Regions from separate parts of the Homo sapiens genome. Here region 1 is linked to region 2. The links are chromatin loops, found by intact Hi-C in ENCODE. Cell type or tissue: heart left ventricle. All regions are shown on one strand. Each heading gives the region's core, and the rest is flanking DNA. Links, peaks and the distances in the headings are about the cores only.

Evidence for each region. Hi-C counts contacts between places; a loop is a spot of excess contacts. Peaks named below come from ENCODE experiments on the same cell type or tissue, not always from the same donor. Only the 100,000 strongest peaks of a DNase experiment are listed, where the experiment ranks them.
Region 1: it touches region 2 in a loop (2.2-fold over the local background); 15 of 110 quality-filtered maps call a loop at or near these places.

The regions. Positions count from the first base shown.
Region 1 is chr1:201,564,115-201,576,631 of GRCh38, forward strand. The region is part of intron 1 of NAV1 (neuron navigator 1); the gene reads left to right. Among named protein-coding and RNA genes, the nearest start is that of NAV1, 31 kb to the left of the region's middle. RefSeq lists enhancers at 1,567-2,068, 2,069-2,568 and a cis regulatory region at 2,735-3,521. In heart left ventricle, for the core only: no CTCF peak of the experiment used is centred there; a DNase peak (open chromatin) is centred at 6,898; H3K27ac peaks cover 3,332 bases.
Region 2 is chr1:201,621,061-201,633,577 of GRCh38, forward strand. NAV1 (neuron navigator 1) reads left to right here. Exons shown (of 34, transcript NM_001389617.1): 3 at 1,793-2,546; 4 at 8,344-8,447. The coding sequence starts at 1,825. LOC124904482 (a long non-coding RNA gene) reads right to left here. Exons shown (of 2, transcript XR_007066789.1): 1 at 9,299-12,517. Among named protein-coding and RNA genes, the nearest start is that of NAV1, 88 kb to the left of the region's middle. RefSeq lists a silencer at 1,135-1,519 and an enhancer at 7,377-7,878. In heart left ventricle, for the core only: no CTCF peak of the experiment used is centred there; no DNase peak of the experiment used is centred there; H3K27ac peaks cover 1,926 bases.

The sequences.
Region 1 (12,517 bases), core at 3,037-11,036, 56 kb before region 2:
AAAGGAAAGAAGGAGGGAGGGAGGGAGGAAGAAAGGAAGGAAGGAAGGCAGGCAGGCAGGCAGGCAGGCATCCTCGGCCCTGGCACAGGGTCTGGCTCATTGTAGATGGTCAGTTTGTAGGTGTGAAAGGAATAGTTCAGTCTCACCTCCTCCACTTTGTAGCAGTGTGGCTTTAACTTTTCTCACCTTTAGCGTCCTTACCTATTACAGGGGAATGGGGCCAGGCACGGTAGCTCACGCCTGTAATCCCAGCACTTTGGGAGGCCGAGGCGGGCAGATCACTTGAGGTCAGGTGTTCGAGACCAGCCTGGGCAACATGGCGAAACCCCGTCTCTACTAAAAATACAAAAATTAGCTGGGTGTGGTGACACACACCTGTAGTCCCAGCTATTTGGGAGGCTGAGGCAAGAAAATTGCTTGAACCCTTGAACCCAGGAGGCAGAGGTTGCAGTGAGCCAAGATTGTGCCACTGTACTCCAGCATGGGCAACAGAGTGAGACTCTGTCTCAAATAAATAAATAAATAGGAATTGATTGGTTTTCTAGGCTGCTGTAACAAATGACCACAAGCTTAGTGTCTTAACACAGATTTATCTTACAGTTCTGTACAGCAGAAGTCTGACAGGGTGTCACTGGGCTAATTCCAAAGTGTCAGCAGGGCTGTGTTCCTACCTGGAGGATCCAGGGGAGAATCTGTTTCCTTGCCTTTTCCAGCTCCTGGAGGCCACCCTCAATCTTTGGTGTGTGGCCCCTTTTTCCATCTTCAAAGTCAGCAACAGCAGGTCAGGTCCTTCTCATGCTGCCATCTCGCTGCTTCTCTGCAGCTAGGAAAGGTTCTCTGCTTTTAAGGACTCATGTGATTAGATGGACCCATTTGCATAATCCAAGATACCCTACCCATTCCAGGGTCCTTAATCTTAATCACATCTGTGAAGATCCTTTTGCCACTTACGGTAACAACTGCAACTTCTGAATAAAAGGGAATGGGCATCTTTGGGGTCCGTTATTCTGCCTACCACAGAGAACACTAATGGTTCCTATCATACTGGATTGTTGGCAGGAATAAACATATGTTTTAAAAAAGGTAATAAATGTAAGGTGACTGGCACATACTAAGTGCTCATTAAATATTTAGCTACTGCTATCATCATTACTACATAAACCATGTGGTGCCTTATAAATGCTAGTTATTGATGCCAATTTTCTAAATAAGAAAGTACAGGGCCTGGTTTCTTCTGGGCTCATTGTCAGTCTCCCTTCCTGTGCCTCGGTTTCCTCCGCCATCAGAAGAGAAACTGACCCTGCTCTTGGCAGCTCACACTCCAGGCCGAGGAGGCACACAAAGTTTCCCTTGTGCTATGTGAGGGCGGCTGCCAGCAGCGGGCATGGGGCCCGGCCCATGGCTATCCCAGGGACGTGGTATTCACTGAGATCACAAGGGAACAGAAGGGCCCCTTCTTTGGAGGGCAGAGAGGTTCCAAGTGGATCCCTGCAGGAACTGAGCCCCCTCTGTGGGAAAGAATTGCCTCCGTTGTGAGGCAGTATCGCTATTTGCAAAGCGTTTTGCAATCATTTTTATTAGCAGAGCCCCTGAGACTTGAGGATAATAGAAGGGCTGTCACCCACCCCCTGCCTCTCTGGGGGAAACTGAGGCCCACACAGTTGAAGGTGGGACCCCAGGCCACATGATGAGGTGGATTTGACCTCCCAGGGGCCTTGTGGCTTCAGGCCAGCATTTTATCCCTGGAGGCGCCAGACATTCCCCCAATCCCTAGTCACTGAACTGAACCAAAAATTAACACCCAAATGCCCTTCAGCGCCTCCCTCTCAGACTTTTCTTTAAAAGACCAATTTGAAATGCAGCCACCCTCTTCCATGTCAAGGCTGGCGCTGGTCCTTTCTTTCAGATCCTGGCTGCTCCTCCTTCCCTGCCAGCACTGAGCTCTCCCCATCACTTCCAGACTCCTTCCTGTGGGCTCCAGGGGCCTCCCCCACACTCTGCCCCATCTCCCAGTTTCCTCCCGACACATACACCATTCTGATGGTGACGCTTGCCCACCTCTTTCAGAGAGAGGCAGGCCACTTCTCCTGGGCATTTCTCTTGCAGGCTCTGAGAACCACTCCCCAGACCCCCATGAAATGCCGGCAGCTCCAGCCACACCCCAGCTCACTTTGGAGGCCTGCTCGAGGCTCACCGCCTCCAGGAAGGCTTCCCCCTGAGCCCACCACTGTCACCCACCCCTGGTGCCCTCTCCGCTTGGCTCCACCAGTACCTAGTGATATTGCTCAGGGTGCACACCCTCAGCCGTTACAGGCCTTTCTCCCCTCCCTCAGCACTTAGGTTGTGTTCCCCAGGCAGGGGCTTTGTCTCTCCCATCAGGCGAGAGCTCCCTCGGGAATACTCCAGAACACAGCCCCTCGAGTTCTAGGGCTGTATCAGAAGTCAGTACTTTCTCTCCCTGCCCACTCACAACACACACAGAACTCTTCTTCCCTTGGGATGACGCTGTTGGATCACAGAGGGCACAGGTGCCCCATCCATGGTTCCTTTTTCTCCCTAAATTTTAACTAGTGTTGTTTTTTTCTTCCTGATTAACAAAGCTTATCATAGAAAAATAGAAAAACTTGAAGTAGCCATAATCCCCCACTCCAGAAGCAAACACTGTTAACATTTCCTTCTAGGTTGTTTTTTTTTTTAAAGGCAGGTTTGTCTACCTGAGATCATACTCGGCCTACCATTTTGTATTTTTGCTTTTTTGCTTAATATTATCTCAGATGTTTTTCTGTATCGATCAAATCTCTGTACACATCATTTTAAATATTATTTCATATGTATGTACTGTAATTTGCTCAACTATCTGTGATTCCCTCCTCACTTATAATCCCCAAACCACAGGGTGCTGACTTCCTTAGGCGGTGTTTTGGAATAGTTTGTCCCCTCCCACCCCCCATCCCCAGCCACCGGAAGACAAAAAAAATGACCAGCTGCTCTTCACAGGACTCTGATTAGGATCTTGAACTGGGTGGCGGTTGGAAATCAGTATCACAACCTCCCCACACCCTGTCCCTTCCTGCCTGACAAGATGGGAAAGCCATCAGCTGCAGGGGGGAGTGGACAAACATCCCCACCCTCTTCATGGGGAACAGGCTTCTGTTGGTTCAGGGGGTTGCCTCTGTTGTTTTTTCTGATGGGGCTGTCCACAGGTACGAGGGCATTGGCTGGGCCAGAGGGGCCTTGTCCTGTCAAGTTACCGGGGTTGGAGCCCGCGCTGTAGGAGCTGGGCCACTGGGTGAAGTGCTCAAGAGGCTTGAGAGCTGCACTGGGATGGAGTCTGCACAACACCCAGCTGGAGGACTGAGGCGAAGCGAGCCAGAGCTCAGCCACCCCTCTTGGTTCTACTGAAAATATTGCTCAGGGAGGCATCTCAGGGATCCATATGGTCTAACTGAATCAGTAATGAGACTCTACTGTGTGTGTAGACAATATTGATGTGCCCAAGGCTGTCAGAGGCACAGGGAGATGGAACTCACAGTGCCCTGGGGTCTCTGTTCCAATCCAGTGTGGCCAGGGTCTACCTGCCGCTGCTTTGTGGAGGAAGGTGGAGACTGTCTCTCCAACAGCACAGACATGTCTACCCATGAGAGACTATGGCTTTCTCCCAAGCCATAGGTACCTGCCTCCCCAGTTGTGTCGGTACCCAAAACCCCAAAGCCTTGTGTGTATTATATTTGTGAGACCCCTGCCTGCACATCGAGAATGTCCTTTCTCTATGTGGCACGGAGCAAGGGTAACTGACCCAATTGAAGATCAACCCTAGGAGACAGAGCCTCATGGGTGCTTTAACCAGCTGTGTGTCCAGCTGTGTGCCATCATCTCCCCTTCGCCAAGACCCTGCCATGCAAATTGAGTACATAAACCACCTGTGAGTGCCTAGGACCACGTAAGCATAGGCTGCCTGGGCTGTGTACCTAAGGAGTAATTGGAGTGCGGGCATCCTGGGCTGACAATAAAAGGAGGCTGTGGGCTGGGGTGAAAAGGCAGTGGGGGGCAGCTGTGGAGCACTTCCCACTGCTCCTCCAGCTTGGTGATGGACTGGCATCAGAGCAAGCCCCTTGCCCAGTTTTAGTCTTGTGGGCAGCTCTTCTTGTCCCTAGCTGGCAGTTTCCTGTGGGTAGATCTGGGTTGCCAATCCCAGAATCCTGGAACCCTGGCTTGTCTGTTTCCTGTAACACCCAAAGCCTATTTGTTAATGGAGTGTCAGCACTCCATTGCCACTGCCATCACCGCTTCCCGGGGCTGCGTCCTGAATTCTTGTTGGGTGCTGTATCTGTTCCCTCTGAGTTTTGGGTGGTGGTATGTCTGGCCACAGCTGGGCCCACTGCAGTTCCTGTGAGGGGTGGCTGCATGTACACACATGACCCCAAACATGCTGGCTGCCTAGTGCCCCCAGGCAGACGTGAGTTTGATACCGACTGTGGCAATTAGGCGTGTTGTTTTACCTCCTTGGGCCTCAGTTTCCTCATCTGTAAAATGAAAATGTTAAGCACTCCTACCTCATGAAGTTGTTGTAAGGATTCAATAACATAATATAATATAATATATAAACAATGCGTGTTTGCACAGCGCCTGTCCCACAGTATGTGCTCGGGAAAGAGGGCTCCATTGCAAGGGTCTCTCGGTCTTCAGGCTGCTCACCGACTCCCTCTTCTTTCCCAGGGTGTCTGTTTAGTCTAAAAGTTCAGATGTGCCTCATGCATGCGCAGAAGTTTGCGGGGGTCCTCTAGGTCAGTGGGCTTGAATGGCAGGTCCTAGGGAGGAAGGTCAGACTGGGAAGGTCAGACTGTGTGGTCCAGGAGCCTGAACCTCTGTGCAAGGTGGGGCCTTCTCAGCTCCCCACTCCTCCCGGCTGCTTCCTGTTAGCAGGACACCCAGGGAGAAGCGTGTTTCCTTCCTGCTCTGGGCAAACCCAGGCCACTCCCCCAGCCCCTAGAACTTCTGTTCAGAACCACCAGCAGCCCTGAGGACAGTACAGAGCTGACCAAAGTCTCATCCAGGTGTGAAAAGCCACCCCCCTCCAGAGGTGCTCAGGCCCATGAAGGTCTGGGCTGATCTTGGGCTGGATCCTGTGGCAGCTTCACTCCAGTGCAAGTCAGCCTGGCCACCTCCTGGTAGGCAACCAGCAGCTGCAGCAGTTCACGGCTATAGCATGAACTCCCCTGATGCCAGGGCAGCCCAGAGCTAGCTTCGATTTATGAATGATTTTAATGTCCGAAATTAACATCATCTTCAGCTCTTGAAACAAATGACTCCAGGGATGTCAAAGCACACTGGTTTACCCAGCACCAGGGACACTGGAAAGGTGTCATGGACCCTGAGGCTGATCCTTGCATCCTTCATCTCTTCACTTTAGAGGTTCTCAAAGCCATCTTTCTGCCATCCTTCCCAGCTGACATCATATAAGATGCTCCAGGTTGTCAAGGGTATGTCTGCCTTTAAAAAATGATCTAGGGAAGGTACAGTGATTCTGGGAGTGCCCATCTCTCTGCATCACTTTGCTGGGGCTGCACACAGAGAGGGGCCCTGTGATCATGGGACTGCAGGAGCTCAGGAGGAAGCAGTTAGTAACCCCCTCATGAGGAAGCCCCTCGCAGTATCCGCTGGTCCAGTTCTCTCCCTTTGCTCACCTGGACACCTTCTTCTAAGGCCACAGAGGAGTGGGAAGGACAAAGGCTCTGGAAGCAGACATCCAGCTCTTAGGCTTCTGACTAGTGTGTGATCGTTGACAAGTCAATTTACTTCTCAGTTGCTGTTTTACTTGTGAAATAATGAGAAAGACAACACCTGCCCTGTCCAGCTCCTGGGGTTATTGTGAGGATCAAATGAGATGACGGATGTGGAAATATTTTAACTGTAAAATACCATTTTCATTTTATTTATTATGATTAAGAAGAGGCACTATAGTCATCCGGGGTGAGCGCTTCTCTGGCCTCTTGTGTGCCCTGATTAGGCTGACCTGAAAAACACCAAACAAAAAAATCAGAGCAGGTGGAAGGAAGCAGACTCTCTCCCCACCTGGTTGGAGCCCATGGCCCACATGTAGGCTGTGCCCAGGGCTGCTCTTCCTTCCCTTCTAGGGCAGACTCAGCAGACCCAAAGATCAAGCAACTGCCAGGGTCAGGCGCCTCCTTACAGCCGTCAGGAGAATGCTTGGCAAGACAGCCCTGAATTCTGTTCCTCTCTAGTTCCAGGGGCATCTGGTCACCACCCCCAACCCTTGCCTCTTGCCCTGCAGGCCCAGCCAATGAGAAGTACAGGTCTGCAGATGGGAAAGGGCTCTCCAGCCAGCCAGCAAGCAGGCCTGCCCTGGGAGTACCTGTCCTTATGCGAGAATAGAGGATAATAGGTCCTCAGGGCTGGGTGTGGTGAAACAACCAGAGAGGCCAAGGAGATGCTTGCCTGGTGTCCCACCAGTGAGAAAAAAAAGCTTTTTCTCCCTGTTACAGCCTGGCCTATACTGAAGGGTCTTCCTGAGCTGGCTGAGGGCTACGACCAGGGCCAGGGCCAGGGTATGGGGGAAGCCCAGCAGGCAGTCTCCCTTTTCTGCTCAGAAGAGGCACCAAGCACATTGAGTCTTCCTCACTTGGGATCTATTCTCTCAATGGAGGAGGCCTGTTCCCAGAAGTCCAGGTCTAGGAAGAAGGCTGCCTCCACACATTCTCCATCTCTGGAACCTCAGGCCTGACAACATGGCCTATTTTCTACCATTAGCCCTGCAGCTGCCTCTGCTCTGCCGCTGACCCTGGTCGCTCATTGCTAAGGCAACAAAGCTATCTCATTTCCTGAGCTTCATCGAATCTCAGCACCCATTTCCGCTGTGTCCGCATCCACCCCTGCCAGGGTCGAGGTGTCCTGTGATTGCTTTTGTCCCTGCCAAGGGCTGTATCAGCCCCGCCAGGTCTGGTGGCCATTGATTTTGAAAGAGCAGAGTAGTCAGCATCCACTGTGAGCTGTGTGGACTCGCAGGCCCTGGCTCCTGGATCTCTGGGCTAGCCAGTGGGACTAAGCACAATTGCCATCATGGTGTGATGAAGGAGAAGTCAGACTGACCTCTCTGAGTCTCATTTTCATCAGAAAGGGGAGGTAGTGCTGGGAGTTGCTGTGAGAATGACATGAGATAATGGATGTGATCATGTGTGCAGGGTTCCTAGAACAGTGCGTGACACATAATTGGTGCCCAGTGAATAAATGACAGCTCCCTTTCCTACATAGTCATGGCTTAATACGCCTTCAGGCCAGGGTAGAAGATATATATTGAGCACCTTCCATGTTTGTTCCAGGTACTGCCAGGCTCCAGGCACTGGGGAATGCAGTCCCTGCTGTCAGGGAGTTTGTCACACAGCTGGGAAACCAGTCCCCCACCATGATGAGATCACAGACAAAGGGGACCACAGAGTGAGCACTCTGGGGCTGTCCCTAGGTCTCTGGCTATGGGTGCCCAGCAGAACTGCAAGGGCCCCTTCAATTATCCACAGTCAAGAACTGGAAGCCTGGCTAGGCGTTCTGTTTTGCCTAGAATTGCTTATTATGACCTTTTTTTCTTTTGCAGCAAATTTCCCTTCCTAATTTGGTTCTGTTTATCCCATTATTAAAGTGGGATTACATAGGAATTTAACTGAAGTAAATGATCATCAATGTGTACAAAGATCTAGCTGCAAGAATGTTCTTGGCAAAATTGTTTATCACAGGGGAAGGGCACAAACAATTTGAGTGGGTAAAAGTACCACATATGTTAATGATACTCTGGTATAACCATCTATTAATAGCGGAAAGGGGAATACCTAATGTGCCTAATGCACCCATAAGGAATTATTAACACTTCACTCACTCAGTCATTCACTCATCTGATCGCTCATTCCACTCACAGTCACTGAGCACCTTCCAGACAAAAGGTCCTATATGAGAGAGTGTTTTACTCAGGTTCCTCAGAGATGAGGATGTGATCACAGATTAAGGGAGAAGTTATGGGATTCATCATGGGATAGCGAGGAAACTGGGCAGCGGGGTTTTTGGTCCTCCAGGCTGAGGCATGTGACAAGCATGGTGGGCTTCTGCAGGGGCCACAGCATCTCCAGGCTACAGAACCCTGGATCCTAAGCTGGCTTCCATAGTTCCCTGAGAGCAGCATTGTGTGGTAGGCCAAGTTCAAGATTTGGAGTCAGGAGACTTGGATTCTAATTTCTTTTCTTTCTTTCTTTCTTTTTTTTTTTTTTTTGAGACAGAGTCTTGCTCTGTCACCCAGGCTGGAGTGCAGTGGTGCAATCTTGGCTCACTGCAACCTCCACCTCCCCGGTTCAAGCAATTCTTCTGCCTCAGCCTCCCGAGTAGCTGGGACTACAGGCACGCACCACCATGCCCGGCTAATTTTTGTATTTTTAGGAGAGACGGGGGTTTCACCATATTGGCCAGGCTGGTCTCAAACTCCTGACCTCATGATCCACCCGCCTCAGCCTCCCAAAGTGCTGGGATTACAGGCGTGAGCCACCGCGCCTGGCCAGATTCTAATTTCTTTTAGCCTTTATCACCATCAATGAAATGGGGATAGGAATGACTGTCTTATACCTTACCAGCAAGTCATCACAAGACTCAAAGGAGGCAGCTAAGTGGCCTGCTCTAAACTGTGCAGGTGTTGACAACAGAGATTAATCCTCATTGCTCAAGTAGATGCCCTGGGGTAGGGGGTGGTTTCCAGCTGTGCTCTTCTTGGGAATTACTTTTCTTTCTGTCCCCATAGCCATCTCCTCCCATGCTGTCCAACCCTGCTCCTTCCTACTCCATCTTGCCCCTGCCCATCTCACCTTCTAGAAGCCTGAGCCCAGCAGCCCAAGGTCAGCTCCATCTGAAACTAGTGTCATCACTGGAAAGGTTGCATGGAAGAGCCCTCCTTCAAAAGTAAATAATCAAACTTTGTTTAAAGGCCTGACAATGTTCATTTGTGTTGATCAAGCTCAGACTGAATTATGCATAGGCACATGGCCTGTGCCTGAGGAATTTACCATGTAGGCCAGACACCCTGACTGATTCAAAGGATGTACAGACAGCAGGACATCAAGTCGAGGCAGGCCACAGGGAGCTGACCCTGGAGTGCTGATTTCACAGAACGTGGCTGCTAAGTCCAGATAATGTTTCATCTCCTGATATGTGTGTGTGTATGCGTGTGTGTGTGTGTGCACACCTGTACCGTATTCACACTTTTTCAAGGGGAAAGAAGAAAGGAAGGAAGGAAGGGAGGGGAATAAAAACAAATCTTTTTGAAGTGGAGCCATGTGACCCCAGGTAAACCCTCAGGGAGCCCCTGCCCTGCCCTGCCTCTGCACCAGTTCTTCCTGACAGAGAGCTTTGTCCCCTCCCCTACATGTCTGTCACACACCCCCTCCCTGCCTCCTGTTTTGCAGTCAGGACCCTCCATCATGACAGAGGGAGGCCCAAATTGTCTTCTGCTCCAGGCCTGCCTGCTGTACCTATCTCCCAGGGATCTTGTGATGATTAAGAGAGCTAATACATGAAAAATATATAAAATGGTGCCAGGTACCTAGTAAACACTCAACAAATATTATCTATTACTAATTGGTTTGGGGTCATGGACCCTTTTTGGGAATCTGATGAAAGCTGTGGGCATTGTGTCCAAAAAATGCATTACATTCAGCTCAGCGGGTGCCTGGACCCCAAGTTAAGAATGCCTAGTCCCAACCTGGGCAACATAGAAAGGTCCCATCTCTAAAACAATTTTAAAAATTAGCCAGGCACGGTGGCACGTGCCTGTAGTCCCAGCTACTTGGGAGGTTGAGGTGGGAGGATCGCTTGAGCCCACGAGTTTGAGGCTACAGTGAGCTATGATAGTGGCGGCACTGCACTCTAGCCTGGACATCAGAGTGCAGCCCTGTCTCTAAGAAAAAAAAAAAAGAACGAGTCTAAATAAACTGAAGAGTTCTATTTATAAGCATTTACTGAGCACTCTTCAGTGTAGAGGACTGGGCTGGGTACAAGGGAGAAAACAAGAAGTGACCTCAGCCTCAGGACACTCACCATGTAGTAAGGGAGAAAAGTAATACACAACTTTCTATAATCTAAAGTAGGAAGTGTTAAATCCCCACAGAGAGAGTCAGGTAAAATGCTGGGGAGTGTTGACGAGAGAGACATTCATTCTCTGGAGAGATCCAAGATTGCTCCGTGGAGCAGGTGGCATGAGAATTGGACTTTACAGGATGATGGGTTTGGGTCGAGTGGTTGTTAGCTGTGGGAAAGCACCAGGCAGAAGGAGCAGCATGAACCCAGCACTCGGAGTCAGGATGGGCCACCCAGAGCCTGTGGTGGTCAGTCCCACCCTGGACCTCAGGTTTCCTGTGAGCAAGCAAAGGAACTCAGCCCTGCTCAACCTCATAGAAAAAGAGCTTGTTGGATATCCCAGTAGCTTACTGAGCAAGTGGGAAGGCTGCAGAACCAGGCTTGGGAAACCTGCAGCTTCCAAGGAAAGCTGGTAGCCAGAACCACAGCCCAATTCGTGGCACAAGAAGCCTGCTCAGATCAATTCTGTTGCCACTGCCAGAAACTAGCTGGAGCCACCATTGCGCCTCCTACCACCACCGTCACCAGCGTTGGGAGCCCTGACCCTCCCTGCCTCTGTTTATCCTCTGCACAGACAGATTCAGTGTCTCAGGTGGAAGGAAGGAGAGCTGCGGGGCTTGTTGCCCCCGCCACACATTGCTCGGCCTCTGCTCAGACTGGGGTGCTCATGGCACTTGGCTAGGGAGGCATGGAAGACAGACAGTGCCAGAGGCCCCACACTCTCTAACATGGGGAGAGGAAAGCTGCAAAGTGCCCAGGCCATTGTCTAATCCTTGCCTGGAAAAGCCAAAGACTTTCCAGCAGCTGACACAAAGGGCCCATCTTCAACCTAGATGGTGCTTTCTCCTTTGAAGTCCTGATGCAGAGTGGAATGGCTGAAAGTGACTTAACTTTTCTTTGTTCTGATGTGTTTCTAACCCCTGGGACTCTCAGTGCTTCCCTTTTCCTGGGAATTAGTTTGGGAAGCAGCTGGGGAGAGGACCAGAGACAGAGACCTAGAGAGAGAGAGATGTGTCTTCTTCAGGGTTCCTGGTGGACCCCCCAACCTGGTCCTTACTATCTTTCTACCCTTCTTGCCCTTCTTTCTCCTTGATCCTTTGTCTCTTAGTCTACTGGCCTATGAACTGCTGAGCTATAGGATCTAGTCCTGTGCATGAGGGAATTTATAGCATGTCCAGTTCAACTCAGCCAGTATTTATTGACATCTATCTTTGGGAACACCTAAATTCACTGGAGTTGGCAGATCTTGTATTGAATTCTGTTGCAGTATTCAGAACTGCGTATCTACATCAGGGAGGCGTGTCCAATGGGATGATGAAGGTGTTTGCCCTTAGGCTGCCCCCAGTCTGTTGGAGGAAATGTTCAGGGGCCCCTTAAATTGGAAGGAAAATCCAAATCCAAACAAGGACAAATACCTAATGTCAAAAATGAACATGAGTCCTGGAGGAGCACGGAGTGGTGACGTAACAACATCTGAGGCCAATTAAGGACAGTTTCTTTGATAAAGTGTTTCTCGAGTTTATTATGAAGGAAGGAGGGAAGGGACAAATTATGAAGAGAGAGAGACTGTAGGCTAGAGCATTTATTTGCATCTTGGTCCTTGATCACCAGGCATGGGGTATTTCTTCCCTGATTTCCTGTGTTCTTTCACTTACTCAATTATTTATTCGTGCATGCTTTCCACAATTGTTGACTTTTATTAAACTTTTAATTCTGAGACATTGTAGATTTGCATGCAATTGTAAGAAACACCACAAAGGGATCCTGGATACCCTTTACCCAGCTTCCCCCAGTGTTAACATCTTGCAAAACTGTAGTACAATATCACTACCAGGATATTGGCCCGGCTGCTGTAAAGACACAGAACAGTCCTGTCACCACAGGGATCCCTCATGTCGCCCTTTTAAAGGCACGCCCACTTCTCTCCTGCCTCCACCCTTTCTTTGACTCCTGGCAACTACTAATATGTTTGCCATTTCTATACTTTTGCCATTTCAAGAATGTTATATGAATGGAATCATAGAGCATATTCCTTTTGGGAACAGTTATTTTTCACTTAGCATAATTCTGTGGAGATTCATCCAGGTGTGTGTATCAATAGTTCAGTTGTTTCTGTTGCTGAGTAATATTCTATGATATGGATGTACCATAGTTTGTTTAATCATTCATTATTGAAAGACATGGGTTGTCTCCAGTTTGGGGCTATTAAGAATAAGCTGATAAGCTGGGGATGGTGGCATGTGCCTGTAATCTCAACTAATCAGGAGGCTGATGGAGGAGGATCCCTTGAGCCCAGGAGTTCAAGACCAGTCTGGGCAACACAGCGAGACCCTCTCCAAAAAAAAAAATAATAAAGCTAATATATTCATTCGTGTAGAGGTTTTTGTGTGAACAT
Region 2 (12,517 bases), core at 2,339-10,338:
AGGCACACACTACCATGCCCGGCTAATTTTGTTTTTGTTTATTTTTATGTTTTGTAGAGATGTTGCCCAGGCTGGTGTCAAACTCCTGGACTCAAGGGATCCTCCCCGCTCGGCCTCCCAAAGTGCTAGGATTACTGGTGTGAGCCACTGTGCCCCACCTGCCCTTTATTCTATGGGATGTTTGCTTTCAAATATTGATTTGGTAGAGCTCCCTATATGTAAAGGTGTTAATTCCTTGTTTTTCATACTTGTTGCAAGTTTTCTTTTCTTTCTTTTTTTTTTTTTTTTTTTTGAGACAGTTTTGCTCTTGTCACCCAGGCTGGAGTGCAGTGGTGCAATCTCAGCTCACTGCAACCTCCACCTCCCAGGTTCAAGTGATTCTCCTGCTTCAGCCTCCCAAGTAGCTGGGATTACAGGCGTGCCACCACGCCTGGCTAATTTTTGTATTTTTAGTAGAGACGGGGTTTCATCATGTTGGCCAGGCTGGTCTCAATCTCCTGACTTCAGGTGATCCACCTGCCTCAGCCTCCCAAAGTGCAGGGATTACAGGCGTGAGCCACTGCGCCCAGTCTGTTGCAAGTATTTTTATAGTTTATTGATGTGTCAAACCTTTTGAAAAGGTTTTTTGCCCATATAAAGATTTTAATTTTTATGCATTCACATCTATCAGTGTTTTAGTTTATGATTTCTGCCTTTGATGTGGTACTTAGAAAGGCCTCTCCCACAACAAAATTATGGAAACGTTCATGCATGTGTTCTGAACATTTTTTATGGCTTCATTTTTTAACCTTTAACTCTTTAATCTATCTGGAATTGATTGTATGTATCTTTGTAAACTGCTTTAAATTCCCTTTGAAATGGAAGTGATTAATTCATTAATTAACATGGCAAGGAGGGGAAGCTGGTGAAGGGGGAAGGGTTGAAGATACAAGAGAGAAGGGGATAATTAATGAGTCAAGGTCTGGAAGAGACAAGATCAAGTGCTGTTGACAGGGCCTGCACAAGGAACTGCCTTGAACCAAAGGTGGGACACTCAGTCTCTTTTAGACGAGGGTGGCAGGAGGTGGCAGAGGTCAGTTTTGTCATGGGGGGAGGTGGGTAGGGAATGGGCTGGAGAGGAAGACTGTGAGCCAAGTGACAAATGCCCAGTGACTATGGGGGTGGGGACAGCAGGGAGGGCCCAGGGAATGGCAGGAGCCTCAAGGGGCAGCATTTGCCAATTTACAAGTTTATGATCTGGGGGGACTGTGATTGGCCCTCCCACCCTTGGGCCCCAGCAGCATGTGGAAGAAGGTTGCACTGCACTGGAGAGTGTCCTATGAAGAGAGCCAGGGGTCAGCTGCAGTGATGAGAGGAAGGAACATGCAGGGCAGAGGCCGAGAGCATGAGGAAACTTGTTTAGTGTGGAGGACATTCTAGACTCGGGGTACTAGGAAAGGCCTGAGGGGGAGGAGCTGTGAGAAGGAGAGTCTGTCCCCAATCAGTGAACAGGAACAGAGTCAAAGAAAGTTAAATGAAGCCCATTTGTACAGCACATTGCAATTCACAAAGCACTTTCCCATATGTGCTTGCAGATGAGCCTCATAACAGCTTTTCAGAGCAGAGAGGGAAAGGGATTTGCCCAGAGTCCAGCGGGTAGCCAGTGACCCAGTCACAATGCGAACCAGGAGTGCCAGTGCCCAGTCTGGGTGCTCGAGCCTCCCCACAGACCCCAACATCCTCTTTCTACACTCAAGGATGGAAGCTTGTGGGGATGTGCCTGACGGTCTTTTTTTGCCCTCTCTCCCTGCAGGACAGTAGCCCACACTTCCAGCCTTGCAGACCATGAATGGGATGGCCAATGTGAATCCCGCCAGCCGCCCTCACTACGCCTCCGCCATCCCGGTGCCTCGTGCCTCTTCCCAGACCAGGATTCCTACACCGGGCGCTTCTCCCCAGCTGCGGCCACGCCAGGCCGGCCTGGCCCTGAGCCCACAGAGAGCAGCCTCCCCCAGACTGGGAAAGGCTGCAGGTCCTTCTAGAAACTCCTCTCCTAGGGCCTTCCGGGGGAGAGGCTCTCCCAAGTTTGCTGGGGCGGTGAGGGAGTCAGCTGAGGATGGGGAAGGCCCCTTCAGCTCCCCATGGAATAGTCCCAGGACAACCCCGAAAGCAGCCCTCTCCAGCCGGGCTGGATCCGGAAGAATTGGCGAGAGACAAGGCACCCAGGGAAAGAAGAAAAAAGCCCAGGAAGGGACTCCAGTCTGCCAGACCCGGGGCAGAAGCCCTTCTCGGACGAGCTTTCACGGAGAAACTCAAATACCAGGGGCTCCGGAAGGTCGGAAGCCTCCAAGCTGCCCAGGAAAAGACCAAAGAGATATAAACTACAAAAGTTCTGGGACCCCCAGGTCTTTGGAGCCTGATGAGGGGGCAGCTTCGTGGGCTTCCTCTCCAGTCTGCAGCCCAGTGCAGGGCAAGCGCCCCTCTCCCTCTCCGGGGGCCATTAGCTTCTCCTCAGTCCATCAGCAGAGTCAGCCAGTCACAGCCACGGTGGCCCCCTTCCAGTACAGGTGAGCTGGGGAGCAGGCAGGGAGGGAAGGGGGAAGAGCCATGCTGGGACCAAGGGGCAAGCCGGAAGAGGACAGGGACCCTGGTGATCAGTGGCTGGTAAAGACCAGAGGGCCCCAGGCGATACAAAAAGAAGTTAGGTAGGTGGAGGCCTACAGAGTTGGGGGCTTGGAGAGCTGAGATGGGATTGGGACCATAAAAGGGGACGCTGACTGAAGCTCTGATCTTTCTCGACTGTGGGGAATCCACAACAAAAAGAGTCTCATAAGGAGGGTACCCCTAAAATGTCCATTTTTGCTCTCTGGAACAATATAAAGATTGGGATGTCGTGGAAGCTTAAGCAGCTAGATACATAGGCAGTGTCAGTCTCACCCAATTCATTGTGGGACATTTGCCAACATTGTGAGTTAGACCAACTCTATTGGCTTGGGCACTGCGCCTTTACTTAGTAAGTAAAATCTACACTGCTTGTTGCACTCATACCTTGTACCTGTCTGTCTGTCTCTCACTCGTTTGCTCACTCCATTTGCTATAGTGCCTTGTGCATATCTGCTTATGTGCCTGGCATATCAGGAATTAGTAATGCTTTAGACAGACAGGTGTTGACATCCTTGTTGGTGGAGGTGGCCAGTCCAGTATTCACAACAAGATGGCCAACAAGCTAGTACATCCAGCTTTTTTCAGACACTGCAAGTTGATTGCATAGAAAAACAAACGCTTAGTCAACTACGCTTTTTTTTTTTTTTTTTTTTTTTTTGAGATGGCATCTCACTCTATCGCCCAGGCTGGAGTACAGTGGTGCGATCTCGGCTCACTGCAACCTCCGCCTCCCAGGTTCACGCCATTCTCCTGCCTCAGCCTCCCAAGTAGCTGGGACTACAGGCGCCCACCACCACACCTGGCTAATTTTTTTTTGTATTTTTAGTAGAGACAGGGTTTCACTGTGTTAGCCAGCATGGTCTCGATCTCCTGACCTCGTGATCCGCCCACCTCAGCCTCCCAAAGTGCTGGGATTACAGGCGTGAGCCACCGCACCCAGCAAACTATGCTTTTTTTAAAAAATAAAAATATAATTATACTAAAAAGACTTCAGTAAGTACACTAAATTTTAATTACTAATTATTATATAGTTTAGAAATGCCCAAATGCAAATTAAGTATCTTCCTGACTAAACTAACTTCCTATATTTTTTCCCCTATGCTAATGGAAGGAGAAACTCTCACTTATATTTTGGGCATAGAAAAGCTTGTACATCATCCCTTACACACCAGGGACCTCTGAGGCATCAGAGCGGCTGGAGGTGGGGGTAGGGAACCACTAGGAGCTTTAACCTTCAGCAGAAGGCAACTTGTGTATCTTAATCTCTGAAAAATTGAATGCAATTTAATATTACAGGACTAGGCCTTTGGAGTTCAGGACAAGGAAGTGAATGGTCCCAATACACTCTGCACATGTTTAGGCTTCATTTAGACTGTTACATTCAGTTGTGAACACCACGTTTTAAAAGGACATCGACATACAAAAACACATGTAGAGCAAGACTGACACGTTGCTGGGGGATCAAAAAAGGTGTTATAGGATGATGAAAGGAACTGAAGAAGTTTGCTTTGGAAAGGAAGGCTTAGAGAGGGTCTGAGCACTGTTTTCAAATATTTGAAGGGCTGTCATGTTGTAAGATGAATTAGATTTACTTGGTGCAGCTCCAAAGACCTGACTCATCACCATGGTGGTTAGAAGTTAGTTCAAGACAGATTTGAGGCTCAAGAGCAAGAACTTTCCAAAAAGTAGAGAGGATTACAAATTGACCGGAAGGCAGTGAACTCCCTGTTATTGCAAGAATTCTGACTTCACAGCCAAAGGGAGGTCTTACCAGGGTGACCCCTGGCTCTCAAAGCATATCTTCTGCCTGACTGTACTGCCTGCAAAGTGCACTGATGCTTCTTTTCCTAAGGGGCAACTCACTTACGTCCCCTTGTGACTTTCTTTACTTCGATTCTGAAGCTGATGAGAGAACTCAAGAAGCAGAAATGCAGGGCAGGCCTTCCTTTGAATGGCCTTTTTCCAATTAGTAAAATGTTTCCCTGGTGACTCTTTGACTTTCTTCTCCTACCTGATTCCCTTCATTTTGAATTCATTCTTTGGGAAAAGTGTCTAGGCATTAAATTGTTTAAGATTTTACATTATCTACCTTACAAGTCCCTTGGTATATTCAGAACCTGACATTTTCCAAAGAGCTCAGAATTCTTCATTCAAATATTTTAATGCAGCTTAAACAGAACCATGTTTCCTTCATTCAGCAAACATTTATTGCATGTTTGCATTTTAAACAGAAATGGAAATGTGTCACACCACCCTACCTCCTAGACCCTGCCCCTTTCAGTCTCTGGATTAGGGTTGGAGAGAGGGTCATGGCACAAAGACCTGACTCATCACCATGGTGGTTAGAAGTTAGTTCAAGACAGATTTGAGGCTCAAGGGTGCGATTAGGACCAAGGACACTCCGAGATGCTGCACGCCAATGGGCAGGCACCCAGCACACTCTGCAGGGCCTAGAGCTGCTGCCATGGCAGCTCTGCCAAGGGCCAGGCTGGGCCACCCTTCAAAGCTTCATAGCCAAGGAGGTGCCATCTGCTTCCTAGAATCCACAGACATTGTGTTTTTGTGGAAATCTCTCCTCCCTCCCTGCCACCCGCCCCAGCACCTCAGCCTTCTGCAAAGCCCCAGTGGAATGCAGAAGCAGAGGTCACCTGCTTCCCTCCCCATCTCCAGCCTGGTCATGCCTGACCTGCTTCTCCAGGGAATGAATCTTGCAGCCATCTTCTCCCCTGCCCCATCCTCCACAGCCCTCTCTTTTCAAGGGCCTTGGTGTGGCCTTCCCAGTGAAGCTTGTCTCCTCTCATCCATCACTTCCCTTTGGACCCAGAGAAGGTGCAATCCCCTGTCCGCTCTCAGGAGACCCTGGTCTCACACATCTAATTCCATCACATCCTCAACCTCATCCCTCTCTGCTATCCTGGAAGAGAGCCACAGCAGCTTCACCACAGCCCTTGCTGACTTTTCCCAACTGCCAGTGCACCCTTTACCACCTCCCTAACCCCCAACAGTTCTCTTCTTCCTGCATTGGGTGGGCCTTGGGTTGGACTTCAATTGGAACTATGGTTAATGGTATCAGGAGCGTAGGGTTACTGGTGTCACTACTGCAATTTTCTTCTCTCTGGTTCAACCTCTGCCTGACTTCTGGCATACAGAGTGCTGTCCACTCAGGCTGAGAAGTGAGGGCGGACATGGAGGCCTGGCCATGTTTGGAGAGATGGAGGCAGATGTGGATAAAAATACAGAGCTGACTGAAATTAGAGATAAAGCCTGCCTTCCTCAATGTTTCTGCCATTGGAGTTTCTGGCCCATATGACTGATGTAACCTCACCCACTCTTGCATCATATTAATGGCAGCAACAATCGTGACTGTAACTATTTCTTTTTTTGTTTTTAGTCTTTAATTTATTTACTGGAGACAGATTCTTGCTTTGTTCCCCAGGCTGGGGTGCAGTGGCACAGTCATAGCTCACTGTAACCTCAAACTTTTGGGCTCAAACAATTCTCCTGCCTCGGCCTTCCAAAGCTCTGGGATTAACAGTTGTGAGCCACCACCCTGGCCTATTCCTATTTTTCTTTTTCTTTTTTTTTTTGAAATGGAGTCTCACTCTGTCGCCCAGGCTGGAGTGCAGTAGCACGATCTCGGCTCACTGCAACATCCACCTCCCTGGTTCAAGCGATCCTCCTGCCTCAGCCTCCCGAGTAGCTGAGATTACAGGCATGCACCACCAAGCCTGGCTAATTTTTGTATTTTTAGTAGAGGCGGGGTTTCGCCATGTTTGCCAGGCTGGTCTCAAACTCCTGACTTCAAGTGATCCATCCGCCCCGGCCCCCCCACCCTAAGTACTGGGATTATAGAAATGAGCCACTGCACCCGTCTGCCTATTCTTATTTTTAACACTGGTTATTGCATACCTGCTCTGGCCCAGACGCTGTGCTTAGCTCTTTACATATATGATGTTAATCAATGAAACAGTTGACACATTATATAGAATTCCCTCTCCCCAGTAGAATTTTCTGTTACTTTCTCACCAATATGTTGCATCCCCTACTTCAAAATCCCAGGTCCATTCTAATTTCTTCCAAGAAACCAACCAACCCCAGTCTTTCTTTATCCCCTTGGCACTTGTGTACTTGGACAGACATTTAATTGACAATAAGAGCCTGGTGCAGTGGCTCACACCTGTAATTCCAGCACTTTGAGAGGCTGAGGTGGGCAGATCTCGAGCTCAGGAGTTCGAGACCAGCCTGGGCGACATGGCAAAACCCCATCTCTACAAAAAATATGAAAATCAGCTAGGCGTGGTAGCTTGAGCCTGTAATCCCAGCTACTTGAGAGGCTGAGGTGGGAGGATCATTTAAGCTCAGGAAATCAAGGCTGTAGTGAGCCTTGATCATACCACTGTGCTCCAGCCTGAGTGACACAGTGAGACCCTGTGTCAAAAAAAAAAAAAAAAAAGAGAGACAGTAGTACATGGCGATTGTCCCCATCATACCAAGCACCCCCAGGGGCCAGGATGAGGCCTCCTGCTTTCTCTAACGACACCCCACCCTGCACTATCCCCATCATTCACCTGAGGGGCCTGAGATACAAAAGAGCTCAGCACTGCCTAAATAGCTTAGAAAAAGCTGAGCAGAAGCAGCAAACACCTCACAACCCTAGACTGTAAAACAGATCCCAGCCTTGAGGGGCATCTTTTCACCCCATGATGGAAGCCGGACCCAGAGAGGAGAAGAGATCTACTCCAGGTTATACAGTGAGTTAATGGCAAAATTGAGCCCAGAGTCCCGGCCATCTAGGCATTGAAAAAAGTGAAAACTGGAGAGAGAGAAAGACAAATCTCAGTGGCACTGGAGACTCTCAGGGTTCCATGGCCCAGCCCTTCAATTTCCCCTCCTGCCTGCACAGCCCTCCCCTCCCCCTCCTGCCAAGCTGCCAAAGTCTCCATTTAGCTGGAGACAGCGGGCGGATGGGTGGGCGGGCCAGCTCCCAGAGCCTAGGGTAATTGCCTATAATGAAAGCTCCCACAGCCTTTGTTCCTGGGAGCAACTGTACGGTTGAGGTTGTGCTCAGAGGTCTGTGTGCACTTGGGAGCTGGTGCCCAGAGACCTCACCCTTCCTTCCTGCTACCACAACGGGCCCAGCAAGAGACCTGTCCTCCCGGGAGTCACTGTGATTGCAGCTGAGCCTACTCCTCCTTCTTTCCTGACCTACAAGCTGCCTGGACTACGAGCAAGCCCAAAGCCTGTGTGCCCCCTGAGCTACCAGGAATCAGTGACTTCAGCTTCAGAGGGAGCTCTTCCCTGTGTATATGTACATGGCTGTACATACATGCTCATCCTGAGGGCAAGGATCCTGGCAAGACAAAGGACCCAAGGCCTGGAGTTGCTAGGGTATCCCTCTGCCCTATAAGTGATAACGTTCCTGGGAAATGGGTAGACTGTAGAATGTCAAGGGGTGACAAGCATCGGGCATCCCAGTATCCTCTGGGGCTCCCTGCCTGGCGCAGCTTTGCACAGAAGGCCTGCTGCCTGCTGGAGGGCAGGCATGTGCACATACCCATCAGGGAGGGGCTGGCCCTGAGTGGTGCAGGGCACTATCAGAGAAGAAGAACCAAGTTCTAAGAGGGTTTTCTTAGCCCCATGGAGGGGCTTAGAGACCAGGACATCTCTACCATGAGTGACTACCCTTTCTTGGTCCCACAGGTTGCAAACTGACCAGAAACCTGGCCCCCTCTCCCAGGGCAGCTGGCCCCTTGATGGCTATGCTGAGCCCCTCCATGAGACTGAGGAGAGCTTCTCCTGCATGGGTAAGTGATCTGGGGGAGACTTCCTCCTAGGGTCGGGAGGCCACTGTGCTAGAGCTGCCTAGATGGAAGAAGAAGTGACCTAGGCTGGATGGGTCCATCTCTTGACAAGGAGACATCAACCTGTGAATTGCACTTTGAGTTTTCATCATGCTTGACTCAACCCAGGGTTGGTCCATCAAACCCAGGAGCCTTTTAGGGGCAGCATAGGGAAGTGGCCAGGGGATGCCCAGGCTATGGGAGTCACTGCATGTGTGTGTCATGTGAGAAGTCCTGACACAAAGGTAACAAGCTGGGAGTGAGAGCCAGGTTCTGAGTGGTGCCCAGGTTGAAAAATGAAGGTGCTGGAATTAGGGAGGCAGGCCAGAGCCATCTGGCTTGCTGCCTGACAACACTTCCCCTTCCAGGACCACTTTTAACAGGCCACTCCCACACATGTCCCCTTCCCCGTGTCATCCTGTAGTCATGAGATATCACCTGAGGCTCAGGCATGTGAGATTCACCAGGAAGATCCCTAAATTTCAAATACAGCAATATTCAATAAGGGCAGAGACCCTGACAGTCTCAGATGCATCTTCAGGTGCTCAGTGTCTCTGAATAAATGAATGATGCATGGATGAGTGAGTGTCTTGGGTACCATAGGTCAGGCCCTAAGTGGGTCAGATTCAAAACTCAGCAGCACTTACGGACGTGTGCTGATTTTCCTACAACATTAAAAAAGTATCTAGAGGATGGCTATGATTCACACCAGGGGTACATGAGGCTGCACACTGCAGGGAACCAGGTCAATCCTTTACTTTCCCAGACAAAGGGAAACTTGCCTCAACAAAGTAATAAATTTCCTTTTCACAAACCTGAGATTGTCCAGAGGGCTTGTCTCCCAGCTTTGTCTTGGTGCCCTGCTCCAGCGGGCCAAGCTGGGGCTTAGAACACAGCCTGACCCTGAGATCACCGGACAGGATGGTATACTGCTTCTGTCTTCTCTGTGCCCTGCTGGGCAGGTGGCCAGATATCCCTTCTTGGCCTGGGAGCTGGGACCTTTTGAGCCCTTTCTAGGCCTGGTCTATAGCAGTGATCTTGGAGCCACTGCAACCCTAAAAACAGAGCAGCAACACTCATTCTTCCATGACAAGCCTTGTGGAGGAGGGTTATGGGTTAAGGACTCAGCATTTGCAAAGCAAGCCATCTCCTTCCACAATAAATATACATGCAAGAGAACCAGGGCATGGCAGGGGACAAAAGGAAACCAAATTTCTCTGGCACCGAAAAGCCATCAGAATTAGAATGTGGTAACCAGGAAACTATGTGGAGCTCTATTTTTACATTTGCAGTTTTGTTAGTGTAATGGCTTCCTCATGTGGATGCCACATTGTTAGAGCCTAATGATCTCCATGCACCTAACCCAGCGCTCGTTCACGATTATTATCCGATGAGTTGATGAGAGGTCTTTTACTTTTAACGTCTGTTGCAGACTAGCATTAGGAATCCCCCAGGCTTGTCAGCTGGAAGACCACCCTCACTGGTTAGATGTGAAACTGTCTGCTAGATCACGGTTGGGTACCTCTGGGGGGACAGAGTGCCGGGGAACATTTGGAGGAGGGTTTTACCAGAAAAGTGAGAAACACTGGCTTTCTCCAAGGCTCCTAGGGAAGAGGAGCAGGGTTCACTGCACTGCCTCTGCTCTGGTGCTAGCTAGTTGTCATGGTGACCCATCTCTGCCGAGGATACGCCGAGCTCTTTGATGGGTTGGATGGGGAGAGAGATTTCGGATTTGCCTGCCTTGTGGAAGAGCCTGCGCTCTTCTGAGCTTGAAGAAAACAGAGAAGAGAGGAAGAGAGGAGGCAACTGAAGGATTTCATTTTATGCCTTGCCCTCTCACTCCCAAAGTCACTTGGGGCATGACATGACTCATTCATTCATGTATTCTTTCATTCAATCTACAAACCATCAGTGAGTGTTTGCCTTGTGCTGAACACTGTGCTTGACACTGGGGTAAAAGACAAATAAGACTTTGACCTGCCTTCAAGATGTTCACAGCCCAGGGATTCACTCCAGTGAGACTTATCTAGAGAATTTGTTGGGATCCCAGAAGCTGTGCCCAGTGACCTGCCCCTATAGGGGTTGACAAGGCAGCCAGTCAGTCCTGCCTCCCTCGCTAGGCCCCATGGCATAAGGAGGGCACTGAGCTTATTATCCCATTTATAGAAGGATAATTGGGTGCTTTGGAGAGTACTCCATCAAATATTTATATAATTCACAGAATCCAGCATAGTTATTTGACAGTTATTGATCATGTTATTTCCATATCAATTTGTAGATGGCTGGGGGTTTGGGGGCTTTTTTTTGAAGCTCATGTATCTTCCCTTCCTGACCATGAACTCATCTTGCCCCCCATCACCTAGCACAGTGCCTGGCGGTCAGGGTTTGGTGAAGGTATGATTTGAATGAATGAGTAAGGAATCCAATGTAAGTGGTTGTAGAGCTCTAAAATTTGTCCTCTATCAGCCTGTTTCTTCTCTACCAGCTGAGAAAGACCAACCAGTCTTTCTCTGCTCCTTTCCCAATGTGCTTCTCTCTGTCTTCCAAGCTCACTGAATGGGTTTGGGGGGTGAGTGCAGAGTCTTTGAGCGGAGCAGGAGAAGGCCAAAGAGCTTTCTCAGCCTTGTGCCACTTTCTTAATCTGCTTGGACTCTGGGCATAGAGTCCAAACAAGGCTTTCTAGTATTTATATAGCAGGAGAATTTCCCATGATGACTTGCCTCCAACCTGGGGCACTGGGGATGTTCTTCATATATCCTGAAGGCCATCCACCAGCAGCTGCTCCTTCTGCCTCTGCCCTGGGGCAAGTGTGGAAATGCCCAGCCCACTGATGTTTGTACATGTGCCCTGACCCTCCCTGGCCCATCTGATTCTGTTGGTGACAGCCCAGCACTGGTCCCATCTGCTGACTCTCCCTTTGGTTGCAGTCAGCACTGGGTAGTGTATAGACCACCATCAGATCTTAATTTGGACAGCCAAGAGAAGCCAAGGCTGACGTTACCGCGTGCCCACATGTGTGAGGCTGTGTGCAGGAGGACTGGGAAAGGTTGCCCCAAGGCTTATGCAGATTCTTTAATGACTTCCACTTTGTGGCATGTTTGAATGAGCACTAAGTGGACCCACAATGAAGGGATCTTTTTCTCATCATAGTACGTGTTATCAGGAAAAAGCCAGAGCCTCCTCCCTGCCTCCTTCTCACACGAGGGTTGATATATAGAGAGAATGGGTGGGGCAGTGTGGAGTTTGGCCTCATACTAGGGCTGTTTTGCTTTTCTTCCTCTTTCTTCTCCCTTGTTGAGCTGGCTCCATCTTTAAGCCACAGTGAAGTTTTTCATGCCTTATGGATTTGAAATAGAGCAGGAATAGAGTATTCATTCTAAGAGAACTTGCAAAGCTAGTGTGCCTGGGGCAGGAGCAAGGAATGGTAACTACTCTCTGGGAGAGAAGTTTGTTCTGGGGGTTTCAAACCAAATCCAAGTATTCCTGGACTACAAATGACTTGCATCAAAGAACATAGGAAGTCAAAGCTCTAACAAACTTTATAGATCTCCCAAATTTGGCCTCCTTTTCAATGAGGGAGAGATGAGACTCAGAGAAGAGAAGTGACTTGCTCAGGACTGCATAGGAAGTTAGCAGGTGAACTAAACCAGGACCACTGCTTTCTGACTCCTTAAACACTAAAAAGAACTAAATGGTAATAATGACTATCACTTATTGAATACCCTACTATGTGCAGGGCATAGTGCCAAGTGCTTTACATAAAGTCCTTCATGAATACCTTATATAATCCTTTGAAGGTGTTATTATTACTCTGTGTTATGGATAGGAAACTCAGGCTCAGAAGGGTTATATAAAACCTGTCTGAGGACATCCAGCTAGGAGGCTGTGCCAGGATTCCATCCCAGGCTTGTCAAAAGGCCACACTCTTCTCTTACTCCCTGCCTTCCCAACTGCCGCCAGTACTCACTCAGTCGCACACTGTCCAAGCTCAACTCAGTCTCCCTTAGCCTCTGCCAAGCAATGAGGAAGGAAAT